Linked DNA regions of Mus musculus: regions 1 and 3 are each linked to region 2. A link is a loop called in an ENCODE intact Hi-C map of the cell type or tissue named here. Cell type or tissue: heart. All regions are shown on one strand.

Region 1 (2,500 bases), 61 kb after region 2:
GGGCAGCCCTCTAAAAAAAAGTTTCGAGGTTCATGATCCAGAAGCTGAGTATCAGAGGGGCAGACGGCATCGGGTCAGAGCAACCTCAGATGTTCATGGTCAGGCTGATGAACTGGAAGTAAAGAGAGATGAGGCTTTAGAAATCCAGCCTAGCAACTGAGGAGTGGCTTCTGTTTGTATTATGTCGCAAGAACTCTTGCTGGTCGGTCATCTTGCACAAATTTGGCCTTCTGACTCAACATGAAACCATTTATTTAAAATTTAAATTAAAACAGATTGCTGGGTGTGTCGCATGTATAATTATTTTATGTATGCATGCATACGTGTATGTGGGTGCAGACCAGGCATTTCTCTCCCCATCTTCTATTTCGAGAAAAAGTCTCTCACTGAACCTGTAGGTACTAATTGTCCATGACCACACTGGCTGGCCAGTGAGCTTCAGAGATCCACCTGCCTCAGCCCCCACACAGCGCTGGAATTGCAGATACATGCCGCCAGACTTGGCTTTTTACACGGGTCGTAGGGTTCAAACGTGGGCCCTTCTGCTTGTGCCCATCTCCCCAGTCAGATAAACCTTGAAAAAGGCTAAGTGCACTTTCAGTAGAGGGCGGATAGGACAAAGGGATAAGATGTGTTTTGTTCCTGTTGAAGGGGAAGCCTCACAGAGACATCTTGGGCAGGGTAGTGTGAGTTTGGTGACCCACCTTTCCAGAGAAAGATGGCCCTCTACCATAGTGGAGCTGAAGGGAAGGGAGGCAGGGTGGTAGCTCAGGCTCCTTGTGAGCAAGCGAGCTGCCAGGCTGCGGAAGCAGCTGGAAGCTTCTCATTTCTCCCTTCCTCTCACCAGGCTTGCTCGTGTTTATGTGGAACGTTGTTTACTCCACACCCTCTTTCTTGGGGCTCACATGAGCAGACACTAGGGCAATGAAGACACCCACAGCTCACAGGATTATAGCGCTAATTATGCTGACTGCCAAAAGGACAAACACCGGCCTCTGCACTGAGTAATTGCCCACGGCGAGTGCTCGCTCGTCCTGCCTGGGGGATCCACTTAGCGTGTTCATACTCTGCTGCGCCCTGGCCGGGGTCTGCTTGGCCATACCTCGTTTATGTTGAGATGGATGAAGTCCTTGTTCTTCACACTGAGAGATTGGAACACCCCTGTTGGGAGGGAGGCAGCGTCACAGTAGAGCCAGACCCCTGGGCAGGTTTAAGGGCTCCTGGACCACTGGGAAATCTGTGGGTAGCTGCTCCCTCTAGTGGAGATCAGATTCCCTGCATGGTGGGGTGGAGACGATCGAAAGGATTCAATTCCTAGCCAGGGTGATCTGAGAAGGGACTGTCTAATTTGAACCTCAGATTCCTACCTCCAGAAGAGATACAGCCAAACCTTGATTAGCAAGGTGGAGGAGGGGCTTTCCCAGAGCGAGAGCGAGAGCGAGAGCGAGAGCGAGAGCGAGAGCGAGAGAGAGAGAGAGAGAGAGAGAGAGAGAGAGAGAGAAAGAGAGAATATGAATGTAGCATGGACCTGCTTGGATGCTAAGTGCCCCAAGCAATAGTGACAACATCCTGTCATCCCACTGGGGACACTTCACTATGAACTGGGCATTCCATGGCTGTGCAGGTGTGTAAAATTTCTAGGTGTGTACTGGGCATCCCATGGCTGTGCAGGTGTGTAAAATGCATGTGCATTATAAAACCACAAGATACTGGGACATGTTCGTTTGCAGCTGAAGGGACAATGGATGGCTGAGCTGCCCTGGATGCATTTGGCCACCCTTGGGGGCTATTTTGGGAGAGAGTGTGTCCATGAATCTCCTGTGTAGAGCACCTGCACACAAGCCTTCCATCTTTCCTGTACAGCAGACCCTGCTTAAACGACTGGGTCTGTGTCTGGGGCTTTCAGGGGAGAACAAGCGAGGGGCAGAGACTTCTCATTTTGGGTTTTGTGAGGGGACTTGACTTTTCCTCAGTAGGAGGTGTGAAACCTGTCCACTCACAGCCCTTCACAGCCTGTAGGTGTGTAACCACAGGACCTTATTCTGTCTCTCAGCTGACCACAGGGCATAGTGTCTGCACAGACATCCACGGTGGCCCTCCATGTCCTAGATCTGCCTTTTTCCCCCCAGGTTGTTTCTTATGTATTCATAGATGGTGACTGGAGACCCTGAGCTGGGCACTCTGTGCTCCCAAGGGTCCAAGGACTCTCTTGGCTCCCTGTACACTCAGGGCTCCCTTGTACACTCAGGACTCACATGCACACTCAGGGCTCCCCTGCACACTCTCAGCTCGCCTGTACACTCAGGGGTCCCATGCGTACTCACGGCTTGCATTCTCCAGCCGCACCAGGCAGTTGAGGTAGTCATCGAAATCCAGCTGGAGGTCCTCATCTGCATACCTGAGGACAATCAGCTGCAGGAGATGGCCACCCAGCTGAAAGCCTGAGGAGACACAGGAGACTCAGGACTTGCCTTGGATGACCCCATGGTGAGCAGACATC
Region 2 (2,500 bases):
ATTGATTTGGGTGGATGACCCTGTCAGTGAGATGCCCTGGGATATATGGGCCTGCAGCATTGAGCTGCTTGTCCTTAGGAGCAGTTATTTAAGACGTGAATGGATCTGCGTATCGTATTCTGCATTAACCTCCCTCTGCCCTTCCCCCTCTCTTCAAGAGCAAATAATCCAAAGGGCTTATTGGAAGTCAGAGAAGCTCTGGAAAAGGTACACAAAGTGGAAGACCTCCTTCCAATTATGAAGGTAAGTTTGCTATTAGCATCTCAGGTGGGGCTGGAGCAGTGACTTGGTACTGAAGAGCCCTGCCTTTATCATCCCAAGGACCCGGGCTCGATTCCCAACACTCACGTGGTGACCTCCTGTGGTGTCTCAAAACTGTCTGTAAGTCCAGTGCCAGGGCATCTGACTTCTGACCTCTGCAGGCACCGGGCATGTAGGGTGCACAGACATACATGCAGACAAAACACACATACACTTAAATTGAAAATATATCTCAGGAGGAATTGTATAAAAGAAAACCAAAGCACATATGTGACTGTTGCGCTGTCTCAGAACTTACAAAGTATAGCATCTGAGACCCCACATTAACACACTGTAAGCAGTAACCCAGATCAAGTACAGCGCTGGAACCAGACTCAACCAGAACCGACTTTCGAGACGCAGTCAATTCAGGAAACAAAGGACTTGAAAATAAATATACTCACGCTGGACCTGTGGCCACAGTCCAGTACTCCCCAGCGGCCCAAAAGCCACGCAGCTGTAGTTAGATGGATTCCTAAAAGGAGAGTTGGAGAACCCCGTCTCCCCCAGATTCCTGTGGGCGTTGTTTGTTGTCCCGTAGGATAGGCGTGTGGAGGCCAGCAGCTGCAGAAGAGGAGGTACCTGAGGCAGGGGCGGGGGAGCCCTTGTTGTGTGGCCACATCTGCAGTGGAAGTCTGTGCCGTAGCAGGGGTTGCTCAGAGTTAACTGTGAGCTGAGACAGAGCTGTGGCCTTGATGGTGGGAAGTTGCTCTGAGCACCTTCATCTCCATTTGCTCCCAGAGGTGCCTCACTGGGAGTCACGGGAGTACCCTCTCCTGGTACCTAGTAGGCCCGTGTCTGATTCCCAGCACTGCAGCAGCAACAGCATAAGTCGTGACGTCCGTTTCCATCTGAAATGCGCTCTGAGAATGGAACTGAGGTGCGGCTTTGACATAGAAAGTCAGAACTAAAGGAAAGATCACAGAAGGAGACAAAAATACCCATAAGTCTTGCATGACACGGTAATGGCAGATTTGTTGGAAGAAGACTCTCAGGTGGCTTTTAACATCACTTGTGTGGTGCTGACCTTCAGTATCCCGGCAGCTCCTCCATGACAGGCGGCAGGACACACTGCGGACAGGAGACCGGCACTGCGCTGGGTCAGCCTCTGTGGATTTCAGTCACTAAAATCTAGTAAGACTTCAGGTGGGAGACGAAATCTGCTTACACAGATCGTGGAAAGGAAAGCAGCGTGCCAAGGTGCATTCACAACACCTAGCCAGAGGGTGGCAGCACTGCCCTGCTGTGTCGTCTGTAGGAGCTTGTCCTTTGGATGGGAGCGTTTCCAGCTTCAGACTGGCTTCAGCCGGATTATGGATGTGCATATGGGAAACTTGTAGCTTTCTTCTTCCTCTGAAAAACATGGCGTGCCACTGGAGACTTAGAAAAGCACTCAGGCCCCAGCAGATAGATCGTTAGCCAGGAGCATGGACCAGAGTCAGAGGCCCTCCCTCAGCCCTCCACTCTGCCACTTCCTGGCCCAGCAGTATGGCCAGGTTTGTTCCTTTTCCTGGGACTGTGCATTCATACCTGGTCTGTTTGTGGCAAGGATTCAGTGGGCATACGGGAAAGCACCTGCACTTGTTTTCTGAGAGCCAGTCCCTGAAGAAAGGCGCTTCTCCCTCAATTCAGCTGAAAGCCCTGGTAGTCAGTCCTGCCCAGCTGCACCCTGCCGTGGGCCTCCAGCCATCGCTCCTGTGGCCTGCTGCAGGAGAAGCCCTCCCGCCAGAGCCCAGAGTCCTTTGTCTGTCACTGCCTGCCCTATTCCAGCTCCATCCATCCCAGCCAGAGTCGGAGGGCACTATTCTAGAATAAAGGCAGAGCATCGCAGGTTTTAACTCAGAGCTGGCATCTGAAGCTGTGTTCCTAGGAGACACCCTGGCCGGCTTTGAGGAGGTCCCCTCACAACCTGTGGTCTGCGAGGTTAGAGTCTGTGAACCTAAAACACACCTGGAGAGGAACCACTGAGCACCCCTCGGGCCTGCGGCTCTGGGGAGCACTTGCAGGGCACAGTGCTTTTTCAGGGACACATGCTTTTTCAGGTTGCAGGAGCTGGCATTGCTGCTCCTGGCTGGCAAGGCTGCTGCCTGCTGCGCTGGGAGGAGAACCAACCCCAGAGCAGCTGCTGCACTGAGCTAGATCTTGGCTGTAGGGCACCTGCAGCTTTCTGCTGGGGCCCCTGCTGCTCTGTAGGTTTGTG
Region 3 (2,500 bases), 150 kb after region 2:
AGGAAGGACAATCAAAGCCTGTGTTCGGGAGCATCTGGGATTAAAGAGGGTGAGATATGGGGGAGACCTTGCAAATCTGCACACACACACGGGGGAGATTCTTAGTAGGTCAGAGAATGGGCACAGCCCACTCCTGGTGGGAGAGGCACAGTCTGACATCTGCAGGCTTCCCTTTGAAGAGAAGGAAAACTTGGGGGGCAGGGGGCGGGTGTTGGCTTCTGCAGACTAGAATCTACTCGAGCAATAGGGGAAAAGCACAGTAAGAATGGGGAAGCTCAGAACAAGAGGCCAGAAGACCAGAAACGCCAGCGTATCCAGGAGCTACTAAGTTAGGCCAACTGAGAGATAGTCATGAATGAAGGCGATGAAAACTAGGGTACGTGGGGAAATCACAAACATTCTATAGAAAAGTAAATTCTCTAAATGTTACAAAGTACTGTAATACTGGCTACTAACCAGGCAAACAATTCCCCATCTCAGGATCTCAAAGGCCAGCTTCAGGGCTGAGGATCAAACCAGCAGAGTCTGGCTGATGTGTCTAGGATGCTATGGCAAGGTGGACAGTGGGACAAAGGGAATGGCCGAGGGAAGGAAGAACAGAGAACCAGCCGGCATGAGAGCTGGCTGCTGGCAGAGTCCACAGAAAGCAGAGATGGGGCCATGGAAGCTCCAGGGAGTCACAGGGATGTGGAACCCAGCAGTGGACCACAGTGTCGCTCACTTTGACTCTGTGGAGAGTAACTTAGAAGAGCTTCAGAAAAGCCACGCAGTACCTCAGCAGCCAGAGCTCCTCGTGAGCTCAAAGCCAAGCTCAGGTGGCCCTGCAGGCCTCCTTCCTTTCTCCCTGCTTGGCGACGCCTGACATGGGCACTATTTCCCCAACACCGGACGCACATCACATGTTCAGACATGGTCTAAAGCTTTTCACGACATACACAGGTCTCCTTGGAACAGGACACCAAGCATGTGAAAACCTCACAGTACCAAAGGGCCTGGCAGTCAGGGGACCTGAGACTGTGGGATGAACCTGTAAAGGACGGGGTGACACCAACCTACACTGTAACGCTCACCTAGAAGTCCACCCCTTGGTGGTTTTCTTGTGCCCCCGCACAGTACATCAGAGAAACATTTAAATTCTTGTGCGTAGGTTATTCTGTTAAATTGGTGTTTTCCTTCAGTTGTTTGGGGTTTAAAGAACTTTGTGGGCTAGGACTCTAACCACACACCATTTATCACCTGGGAAAATACTTATAAAATAACAAATACTTAGGATATAAGCCAGTCCCAGCCAGGTGGCTGGTCACTAATAGGCTGAGGCTTCAGCCTTTCCTCCTCCAGCCACTTTAAAGCCATGGACTTGAAGACTCTGCCCTCAGTCATGTTGCCGACGGCAGTATCACATGCTAAACAGAGAATCAGTTATCTGCAATGTCTGAGATGAAAACTATAACTACTGACCACTAAAACCAACAGACAGACTAGAACCCCGGATCCCTAAGCAGACAGGAGCATCATGCTTTATAAGAGACCACTTAGTAACAGCTGGGGAACTTACCAGAACCTCTTCTCGTAACTGTCCCAAAGGCACAGAAAGTTGGTTGAGGGCTCTGTCCATGCCAACCTGGAGGCAAAATCATGACAGCTCTAAGTCCTCAGTCCTAACCCAGTGTAACAGTCTAAGTGCCCGAGGCCACTGCTGGCAGAGTGTGGCTACCCATGAAGACCATGAGAAGAAGGAAGTCACACACAGGCCTCCTTACAGATGAGTATCTTTGGAGGATTTGGGGTGAGCTGAGGACAAGTGCTAAGTCCTGGCCGCCACAGCAAGTGTAGTGACCGTCACCTGAGCATGCTGGTGCCACAGTCTAATAAACAGCATCTCACTTAATCCAATAACTCTTGGGGAAAATCCAAATTATACACAGGGAAATAATCTTCGAGTTCCTAAGTCGCCTTAATAACTACAGTACATTCACAAAGCAAACACAGTTCGTTCATTTTCCTGTTTCTTAAGATTCCCAGAGTCTGTGCTTTCTATATTTCTTAGGACAAACACTTAAAAGCAAAATAAGATATGAATAAGACAAAAAAAAAATAAAAGAACTCTTTGAGAGTATTAAAATCAAGCATTCCACGCTGCTCTGACTAGGCCCTGGCACATCCTCCCCATTCATGAAGGCCAGCCTCCTGCGGATCACTGCTGCCACTCCCTGCTGGCACGTGCTCGTGTGTCACGCCAGAGAGTAGGTTCCCCAAGAGTGGCTGTCACGTGCTCTGGCACAGTAGCCTAACCCATGGGACTTCCTGCAAACCTGTCAGCACCCAACAAAGATGGCCTCTCGCTGCCCCTCCCTTTACCGCGCTCACAGCTAGCACCCAACACCAACTCGAGAATAATCAAGGCACACCGAGCATGGGAATGCACACCTATAACCCAGCACTCCAGAGACAGGGGTAAGAGGCAACTTTGTGGCAGTCTGTGACCAGCCTAGGCTACACA

The links. A loop is a pair of places that touch in the nucleus more often than their neighbours do. Peaks named below come from ENCODE experiments on the same cell type or tissue, not always from the same donor. Only the 100,000 strongest peaks of a DNase experiment are listed, where the experiment ranks them.
Region 1: a loop joins it to region 2, with 8 times the contacts of the local background. A loop is called at or near these places in 27 of 42 quality-filtered maps.
Region 3: it touches region 2 in a loop (2.7-fold over the local background); 2 of 42 quality-filtered maps call a loop at or near these places.

The regions. Positions count from the first base shown.
Region 1 is chr8:124,616,094-124,618,593 of GRCm38, reverse strand. Capn9 (calpain 9) reads right to left here. Exons shown (of 20, transcript NM_023709.4): 18 at 2,325-2,441; 19 at 1,103-1,161; 20 at 1-112. The coding sequence ends at 86. Among named protein-coding and RNA genes, the nearest start is that of Capn9, 41 kb to the right of the region's middle. In heart, a CTCF peak has its summit at 1,256 (motif pointing left); a DNase peak (open chromatin) is centred at 1,113; H3K4me3 peaks cover 948 bases; H3K27ac peaks cover 514 bases; H3K27me3 peaks cover 1,002 bases.
Region 2 is chr8:124,676,745-124,679,244 of GRCm38, reverse strand. Ttc13 (tetratricopeptide repeat domain 13) reads left to right here. Exons shown (of 23, transcript NM_001373939.1): 17 at 159-243. Among named protein-coding and RNA genes, the nearest start is that of Gm46058, 11 kb to the left of the region's middle. In heart, a CTCF peak has its summit at 1,516 (motif pointing right); a DNase peak (open chromatin) is centred at 1,524; H3K27ac peaks cover 682 bases.
Region 3 is chr8:124,526,221-124,528,720 of GRCm38, reverse strand. It overlaps Cog2 (component of oligomeric golgi complex 2), which reads right to left. Exons shown (of 18, transcript NM_029746.3): 3 at 1,556-1,621. Among named protein-coding and RNA genes, the nearest start is that of Cog2, 6.7 kb to the right of the region's middle. In heart, no CTCF peak of the experiment used is centred here; no DNase peak of the experiment used is centred here.